Regions from separate parts of the Homo sapiens genome. Here region 1 is linked to region 2. The links are chromatin loops, found by intact Hi-C in ENCODE. Cell type or tissue: heart right ventricle. All regions are shown on one strand. Each heading gives the region's core, and the rest is flanking DNA. Links, peaks and the distances in the headings are about the cores only.

The links. A loop is a pair of places that touch in the nucleus more often than their neighbours do. Peaks named below come from ENCODE experiments on the same cell type or tissue, not always from the same donor. Only the 100,000 strongest peaks of a DNase experiment are listed, where the experiment ranks them.
Region 1: a loop joins it to region 2, with 3 times the contacts of the local background. A loop is called at or near these places in 1 of 110 quality-filtered maps.

The regions. Positions count from the first base shown.
Region 1 is chr13:32,683,062-32,687,459 of GRCh38, reverse strand. It overlaps PDS5B (PDS5 cohesin associated factor B), which reads right to left. Exons shown (of 35, transcript NM_015032.4): 11 at 3,437-3,582; 12 at 175-326. Among named protein-coding and RNA genes, the nearest start is that of PDS5B, 99 kb to the right of the region's middle. In heart right ventricle, for the core only: no CTCF peak of the experiment used is centred there; no DNase peak of the experiment used is centred there.
Region 2 is chr13:32,900,958-32,905,355 of GRCh38, reverse strand. All of the region lies in intron 3 of LINC00423 (long intergenic non-protein coding RNA 423), which reads left to right. Among named protein-coding and RNA genes, the nearest start is that of LINC00423, 8.5 kb to the left of the region's middle. RefSeq lists an enhancer at 1-68. In heart right ventricle, for the core only: no CTCF peak of the experiment used is centred there; DNase peaks (open chromatin) are centred at 1,396, 2,245 and 2,823; H3K27ac peaks cover 3,615 bases.

The sequences.
Region 1 (4,398 bases), core at 106-4,105, 220 kb after region 2:
TTACTGCTTCATTTATGGCTTGGGTGGGAATGAGCCCAGTCACTCACTACCATTACCTTGCACTAAAAACTGAGGAAGGAGTGTAAGGTCATAAAGAAAATAGTTTGCATAAAACAATAAATCAAGTTATATAACATTCAAAGTCACCAAATATTTATAGTGTCCTTAACTTACCGATCATCAATACTATTTTGATAATATATATGTAGCAATTTGTCTTTGATCCATGCTATCTGTTTTGCAGCATCTTTTCCAGCTGCTGACTGTAAAGCATATTTCTTATAAATTTGGGCAAGTCCCATCATGGCTTCTTTGCGTACTCTCCACTTAAAAACAAAAAGTTTTATTTATAATGTAAAAAGGCTTCCATTATATAAATTAAGGAAAGTCTAGTTTCCTAGTTTTGTGTTTTCCTTCCCTTTATACATTTTTTTAAGTCTCAGATACTAAATATCAATTTATAATTACTACATTTATTAAAAAAAAACACAACTATCACATAAATATTTCTACCATGTAAAGTATGGGAGAAAAATCAACATGTGTAAAGAACTTTAATGCTTTAATGTCTTAAACCTATCATCTATGCCTGAAAACAAAAGCTAATCATACTCTACATACTGTGACTTAAAATTGGTGAGAAAAACAAGCTACCAAAATTTTTGTTCATGCATTTTTAGAGACAGGATCTCTGTTGCCCAAGTTGGAGTGAAGTGGTGCAATCACAGCTCACCAAAGTCATGAACAACTGGGCTCAAGCAATCCTCCTACCTCAGCCTCCAGAGTAGCTGGGACTACAGGCATACAATGCCACACCTAGCTAATTTTTTATTTTTGTTTTTTGTAGAAACAGGGTCTATGTTGCCCAGGCTGGTCTCGAACTCCTGGCCTCAAGCAATCTTCCCACCTCAGCCTCCTAAAGTGCTGGGATTACAGGCGTGAGCCACTGCAGCCAGCTCAAGAAACCAAACATTAAAAGACAAAGACAGAATTAAATGGATAAACCCCCATCCCTCATAATTTTTTTCTAATTGTGGTCTATATTGAGCATACTTACACTATTACAAATAATAGTAATTAAGATGTATTAAAGGCATATATGATATTGGCTTTATCAAATGCTGAATGTAAAAATACTTATCAGTGGTCCATTCTGTACATCTGGGACTGAGTTGAAGTATAAGGGAAATGTATTCAACTTTTTTTAAAATAAGTGTATATTTGTTACAGTGCATCTGGCATTAATTATCTTAGAATAAGTTCATTCTTTAATTTTACATAAACACAGCACTGTAATCAAAAGGAAGCTGGTAATGTTGAAAACATCATGAATCTGCAGAGATTATTAATTTTTTCCTTCGTGGTCCTTTTTCTTTTGCTATGGTCTGTCATTCATAGCAACAAATTATTCCTTGGTTTTTCTTTCACTTAATTACAGTATATTAAGAATAGTTCTTATCTCATTCATCCACCAACTACATATTGAAATAAAAGACTTCTACAGGTCTTATAAGATTTCAGGCCAGTCATGGTGGCTCATGCTTGTAATCCTAACACTTTGGGAGGCCGAGGTGGGAGGATGGCTTGAGACCAGGAATTCGAGACCAGCCTAGGCAACATAGTGAGACCCTGTCTCTAATAAAAAAAAAATTGGCCAGGCATAGTGGGATGTGCCTGTAGTACCACCTACTCAGGAGGCTGAGGTGGGAGGACTGTTGGAACCCAGGTCAAGGATGCAATGAGCCGTGATGGCACCACTGCACTCCAGCCTGGGTGACAAAGGGAGACTTTGTCTCAAAAAATAAGTAAGACTTCAATTTGTTTATAAAAAGTTTGTATCTCTAACTCCCCATGTTGTATCTAACTCTTAATTCCCTCTTCTTCAAAGAGAATTTAAAGATACATCATATTCTAATATTACCAAGAACATGTATATAGTCAATTATTTTTCAGTGCTCAATTTTTATATGAATGAACCAAGCAACCATACAATATAACATGATGATCAAAAATATACATTATGATCCCAACAATACACAAAAACAGCTCAAATTCTAAGTCTAGCTGAGAAAAAAGGTATTTAGAAGGCTACTATCCTATGAACAATGCAAATATCCTTTCCCTCTTCATGCCTTTTGGCCCTTTTCACTAATTAATACCACAACGAAATATTCAATAAAGATTAGTCTAAATTTATCGGTTAAAATAAATTGTTCTGGATACCTATAGATTTGAAGGGAAAACCATGTGCTTCTTGCCCATTTATCCTCCACGCACAACCAGCATTATCAACGAGAGTATTAAACAAGGGAGATGGCATGATCAACCCGTTACAATGTTTTTTTTGAGACGGAGTCTCACTCTTGTCACCCAGGCTGCAGTGCAGTGGCACAATCTCAGCTCACTGGAAGCTCTGCCTCCCAGGTTCATGCCATTCTCCTGCCTCAGCCTCCCGAGTAGCTGGGACTACAGGCGCCCGCCACCACAGCCAGCTAAATTTTTGTATTTTTAGTAGAGACGGGATTTCGCCATGTTAGCCAGAATGGTCTTGATCTCCTGACCTCATGATCTACCCGTCTCAGCCTCCCAAAGTGCTGGGATTACAGATGTGAGCTACTGCACCTGGCCTACAAAGTTTTAAAGAATTTACCTAGTCAAAGATATTCCAACAACCAATAGGCAGGCCTCCCACTTTCTTTGATAATTAGCACTTAAATAAGTCAAAAAGTCTCATCCTTCACCAAAATTACTCTTATGCCTAAATGAGGCTTAGATGCCATTATGGCAATCAGGAGGGGAACAGAATGAACATTCATTAAAGTATTTCCTGAGTGCCTAATATATTCCATGCAGTATGAAACACAAACATAACAAGATACAGTCCTCTCAAGTTCACTGATTAATGAGTGGAGCTAGTGGGTACTCATTCAAAAAAGCTGGCTTGAGGACACAGAAAATAGGCTAGAAGCATGGTGCTCTATCGGGTTTAGCTTTGCTAAGTTGAAAACATCTTTCATTTTCTATTCCATGTTGATTATAATACAACCAGCTAGACAACTACCAATTCATACCCATATAACAACAGCCCTGAAAGAAGAAAGAAAAAGAAGAGTCAACAACATAAGAGAAGTTGTATCTCAGGCCTTTACAAAAGTCCCTTATCATTAACACTGGTATACAGGATAAACATTGACTACCATTAAGAGCTGTCTTATCTTCAGGATTAGAACAAATATCTTTAATGAAGAAAAACTGATACAATTTAATGTAACAGAAAGTAAACCTCATAAAGGTAATTTTAAATATTAAAATGCCTCCATACCCCTAAAAAAGGCTAATTATATTTAAATATGTATATTTAAATATATTTTCAAATATTGTTAAACTTCAAGTATTAAAAATGAAAACTTAGTAATAATTATTTATTCATACTTACTCGTTTGTCTAATGTTCTCTCTCTCACAAAATTAAGTAAGTGATCATTGACCAGAAGAATATCCTTTTTAGCAGCTGTAACTATTGACACAATAACATCATGTCTAATAGCTTCCTCAGGGTCATGTGACCTCACTTTAAGATACTCTGAAAGATAACATTTTATTACAGTGGAAATTTTAATAACTAAAATATTTTTAAAACACTGCATGATACCCTTGAAAATAAGCCCTAGCAAAACAATACCTACATAGAAGTTTCAAGAAAATTAAGAGCCCAGAAAGAAAGGGAAGGAAGAAAGAAGATTAGTTCTTCAGTCAAAAAAGAGCCTTGACATCCAATTGAGTAATAACAGCCTCCTCTCCATTTGGTAGATTGATAACTTGATTAAGAATTCACTAACCTGGCCAGGTGTGGTGGCTCATGCCTGTAATCCCAGCACTTTGGGAGGCCGAGGCGGGCAGATCACTTGAGGTCAGGAGTTCAAGACCAGCCTGACCAACACGGATAAGCCCCTTCTCTATTAAAAATACAAAATTATCCAGGGGTGGTGGCACATGCCTGTGATCCCAGCTACTTGGGAGGCTGAGACAGGAGAATCACTTGAACCCAGTAGGGAGAGGCTGCGGTGAGCGGAGATCGCATCATTGCACTTCAGCCTGGGCAACAAGGGCAGAGCTCCATCTCAAAAAAAAAAAAAAAAAAAAAATTTTAAAGGCCAGGCGTGGTAGCTCACACCTGTAATCCCAGCACTTTGGGAGGATGAGGTAGGTGGATCACTTGAGGCCAGGAGACCAGCCTGGCCAACACGGTGAAACCTCGTCTCTACTAAAAATACAAAAAAATTAGCCAAGTGTGGTGGCACACAGCTGTAGTCCCAGCTACTCGCGAGGCTGAGGCAGGAGAATCGCTTGAACCCAGGAGGTGGAGGTTGCTGTGAGCTGAGATCGTGCCACTGTACTC
Region 2 (4,398 bases), core at 191-4,190:
CTCCTAATTCTCAGTACAACATTCATTTCACTGCTCTATGACTCACATCCTGACTTATCACCCACATTCTCTCCTCCACCTTCATCATGTCCCTTGCCACTGAAGAATTCATTTTTCTGCCACAACAGAAAATCTAACAGACAGTGGTTAAAACCATAAAGATAATTCTTGTTTCCTAGTTGAGAGGCTGGATGTAGGTGGCCCCAGGATTTGTCTGCTGCTCAACGATGTGATCAAGAACTCAGGCTTTTCTCATCCTTCTGTCTGGGCACCTGCAGTGTGCAAATCCTTCATCTCTGAACCTGTGATTTCATGGTGACTGGATGGCTTCCACAGTTCCAGGCATTATGTAGTCATGCCAGTGCCCAGGCAGAAAAGAAAGGGATGGGCAGAAAAGGACTTTGCTTTTGGATCAGGGAGGAAAATCTTTTCCAGAAATAAGATTTCCTTTTATTTCTCCTTGGCCAAAACTAGATTCTGTGGTCATCCGAAGCTGAAAGAAAACCTAAGAGAGAAATTATCTGGCAAATGGTAACATTGCCATCATTAAAAAAAAAACAGGATTATGTCACAAGAAAGAAAGGTGTGTGGCTGTTAGGCAAGTATATCAGTTAACTACATAAAAAAGACACCAGAGAAAATTATCTCTAAATATGCTGGGTTAACTCAGGAATAGAGATAAGACTATAATCTGGAATGCAAGAAATGGCAAGCCACCAATGCATTCAGTGAGGGAAGGGTAAGGGGACTTTTATTAGCAAAAAAACAGATTTACACAAGATGCTTAGAAACAGAGTTCATTGGTTCCAGAGGTTTGAAGCCAGAGTTCTTGTCAATTCATTGGTGGAGATGTCATTACCGAGCAAATGTTCTTTCAAGAACATGTTATGTGAATTACCGCAGTTCTAAAGAATGTCTGGTGATGAACCTTATCAAAGCAGGAGATGCATGAAGGACTCCAAAGGTTTTTAGAAAGTCACTGGAAATAGTTCTTATCCCAGACACATAAGCATGAGCCTCCTCTCCATCTGGCCTTCCAGCTCTATTTTGCCTGGGTCTGACAAAAGTGATTTCATCCTAGTATCTGCAACTCTCACACTAACAACGTGCAACAAACCTCCTCCAAAACTCTGTGGTTTAAAACAGCACCCATTTCTCTGAGTGTTTCTCTGGGACATAGAGGTCAGCTGATACCACTGAGCTCAGTCGAATGGTTCTGCTGCTCTCAGCTGAATTTGTTCAGAGAACTATAGATCACCAGGACATCCACACAGAGCTAGGCTCTGCTCCATGTGTCCCTCCTACTTCTGGACCAGCAGGCTACTGAGGAATGCTCTTATCATGGTAACAGCCCAGACACAGGAGTGCAAGCAGGATCATAGAGGGCCGCCTACGGTCTAGACTCATGACCAGGACACTGTCATCCGCCGTCTCATTCTATCAGCCAAAGCTAGTTGTATGGCCAAACCCGAAATCAGGGCTGGAGAAACCTACTAGTGGGAGAAGCTGCAAAGTCACCTGGCACAGAGTGTGGATCCAAGGAAAAGTGAGGATGTGGCCATGCATAGTGACTCATGCCTGTAATTCCAGCACTTTGGGAGGCCAAGGTGGAAGGATTGCTTGAGCCCAAAAGTTTGAGACTAGCCTGAGCTACATGGTGAAACCCTGTCTCTACAAAAAATAGAAAAATTATCTGGATGTGGTGGTGTGCACTTCTAGTCCATGCTGCTCAGGAGGCTGAAGTGGGAGGATCACCTGAGCCCAGGAATTGAAGGCTGCAGTGAGCTATGATCATCACTACACTCCAGCCTGGGTGACACAGTGAGACCCTGTCTCTCAAACAAAAGAAAAAGAAAAGTGATGATGTGGGGCCAGTGATGTGATCTGGCTCACTAAGCAATCAACGCTGTGTGCTCCACCTTTTTTCATTCACTCCCAATCACCCTCCCCAACCGCACTCACTGTGCTTTCCTTTTGCTTCCTTCTCTACTCTCCTCCACCACCTCTATCACCAATTTTTTTCTTATATCTCTGTTCACAGTGGGGTGGCCTTGGAAGTTCTTGGTGGAGAGTGAGTGGATGTGGGATATAGGGTGCTGTCAGCACTAAGTGGGGTGCTCCATGGCCCCTGCAACCAGGAGCAGTGTTCTCACCCAGCAGTGGAGCTCTGCCTTCCCACATGTGTAGGGACAGTAGGAGGAGTGTGACCTCAACGCCTGGCTCCTCCCAGACTCGGGCCTGAGCCAATCCTGCTGGTGTTTCCACCATGGAGCCTGCCAGAGGCCTCAGGAATCTTACATGACTGTGCCTGAATGCAAATGGCCAAGGAGGCTTTTCAGACACAGCGTCTGTTTATCTGAAGGCACTTTGGCAGTGCTGCCGTCCCAAAGCCCCGACGCATGACCCAAACCTTGGATTAAATCTGCGCTTCATTCCTTCTCAGTGTGCATTTTAAATGAGCACTCATGAGGAAGTCGTCTTTTGCCTGCTTTATAGGCTTTACTCTCCGAAAAACAAATTGATACTGAATGCAGCCTGCTCGCCATTTGCTTACTTGCCAATTTTAAAGAGTGTATTCTCTAATGAATACATTAGTAGTGTGTCTGTGTTTTCAACAGAAATGGTGGAAATTGAGGAAGACCTTCAGAGTGAGGGTGGATTTCTGATGAGCCCTACAGACCAGCTGGATTGATGATCCTAGCTTTAGTCACTCCTCTCCTCCTTTCTTGGTTCAGTTTTTCTTGCCATAACCTCATGTTCACAACTAGTAAAGGGAACAAGGTCTTCTCAGCCCCAAACACAGGCTGCCTCTGCCAAGCCACACAGGCGATGAGCAGACACACCACACCAGGGAACACATTTGGAACTTTTTTCTGTTTCATTTCCCTTTGATGGCAAAGGATGGCCTTTGATGCCAAACTACTGGAGGCTCCATCTGAGCAGAGGCTGGCTTTAGATGGCTATTCAACTAAAATGAGAAGAGGCAGTGGGGCTGTCATGAGGATGTTCTTCAGTGGAAGCCAGGGGACCTGGATTCCAACCCCCATTCCTTCTGTCCCTAGAGGTGAGACCTCAAGCTTGTCATTCATCCTCTCTGAGCTTTTGTTTCATCATCAACATACAGGCTTGCAGCCAGAGAAAGATCCTCAACATTCATTTTTCACATGACTGGCCAGATGAGCAGTGCCTTGAGGCATAAGCCACGCAAATGTCTTCACTTTGTAAAGTTGAGCAACGTAGCTCTGAAGAGCACTGCTGGTGCTTGAATGTGTCCAGCATTGGGCACTCTCCACACCTAATCAATCCTGGTATAATTCCTTCTACTCTGTTGTGGAGAAAGCATGGCAAAGTCTATAAGTAGTCAAGACATTGTGAGATAGTCTTTTTAGCAAATAGGTCAGTAAAATCAATCACTAGTTTGTTTCAAGGGCTGGTGCCATTCTGGGACAGCTCATGGAGGCTCAAAGACCGGGGCTATTGAGAAAGACCGACAAGGTCTTCTCTGGTGGGGTTTATGTTCTAATAGTGGGATATGTGCCATTAACAAGCAATTAAATAGATGCTAATTTCAACTAGTAATAAGTTTATGAGAAGTGGAACAGTGCTATGGACTGAACTATGTCCCCCCAAGTTTCTATGTTGAAGCCCTAACCCCACTGTGATGATATTTGGAGATTGGGCCTTTGGGAGGTGATCAGAGTTAGATGAGGGCCCTTGTGATGGGATTAGTGCCCTTATAAGAAAAGATACAAAAGAGCTTGCTCTTTCTCTGGCATTTAAGGACACAGCAAGAAGGCAGTCATCTACAAGCAGGATGAGAACCTTCACCAGGGATCCAAATTAGCCAGCACCTTGATCTTGGACTTTGCAGCCTCCAGAACTGTAAGAAAAATAAGTTCCTGTTGGGTAAGCCACTCAGTCTGTGGTATTTTGTTATGGCAGCCTGAGCTGACTAATACAAACAGAATTATTTGATAGAGAGTATATGGGCGTAGGAAAAGTCTCACTGAAGAAGAGGTTTTGAGCTGATACCTGAAAGACAAGGAGGAGCTGAGCATGCAAAGATTTGGTGGTAAAATATTCCATCCAGGAAGAGAAACAGAAAGTGCAAAGGCCCTGGGGCTTCAGGAATGATGCAGAACAAAACCAGGCAGTGGGGCGGGAGCACAGAGACAGGAGAAGAGTGTTAAGAGAAATAAACAAAAGTCGGATTACTTAGGCTTATAAGGAGAGAATATTTCTGGAAGGACACATAAGAAACTGTTAACTGTGGTTACTTCTAGAGGATGGAATGGTGGATAGGATCAGGAGACAAATAGAAAATTTTATTTTTTGCTATCTACCCCCTGACCATTTGAATTTTTATTTAGATCTTATATTAATTTTATAATAAACAAA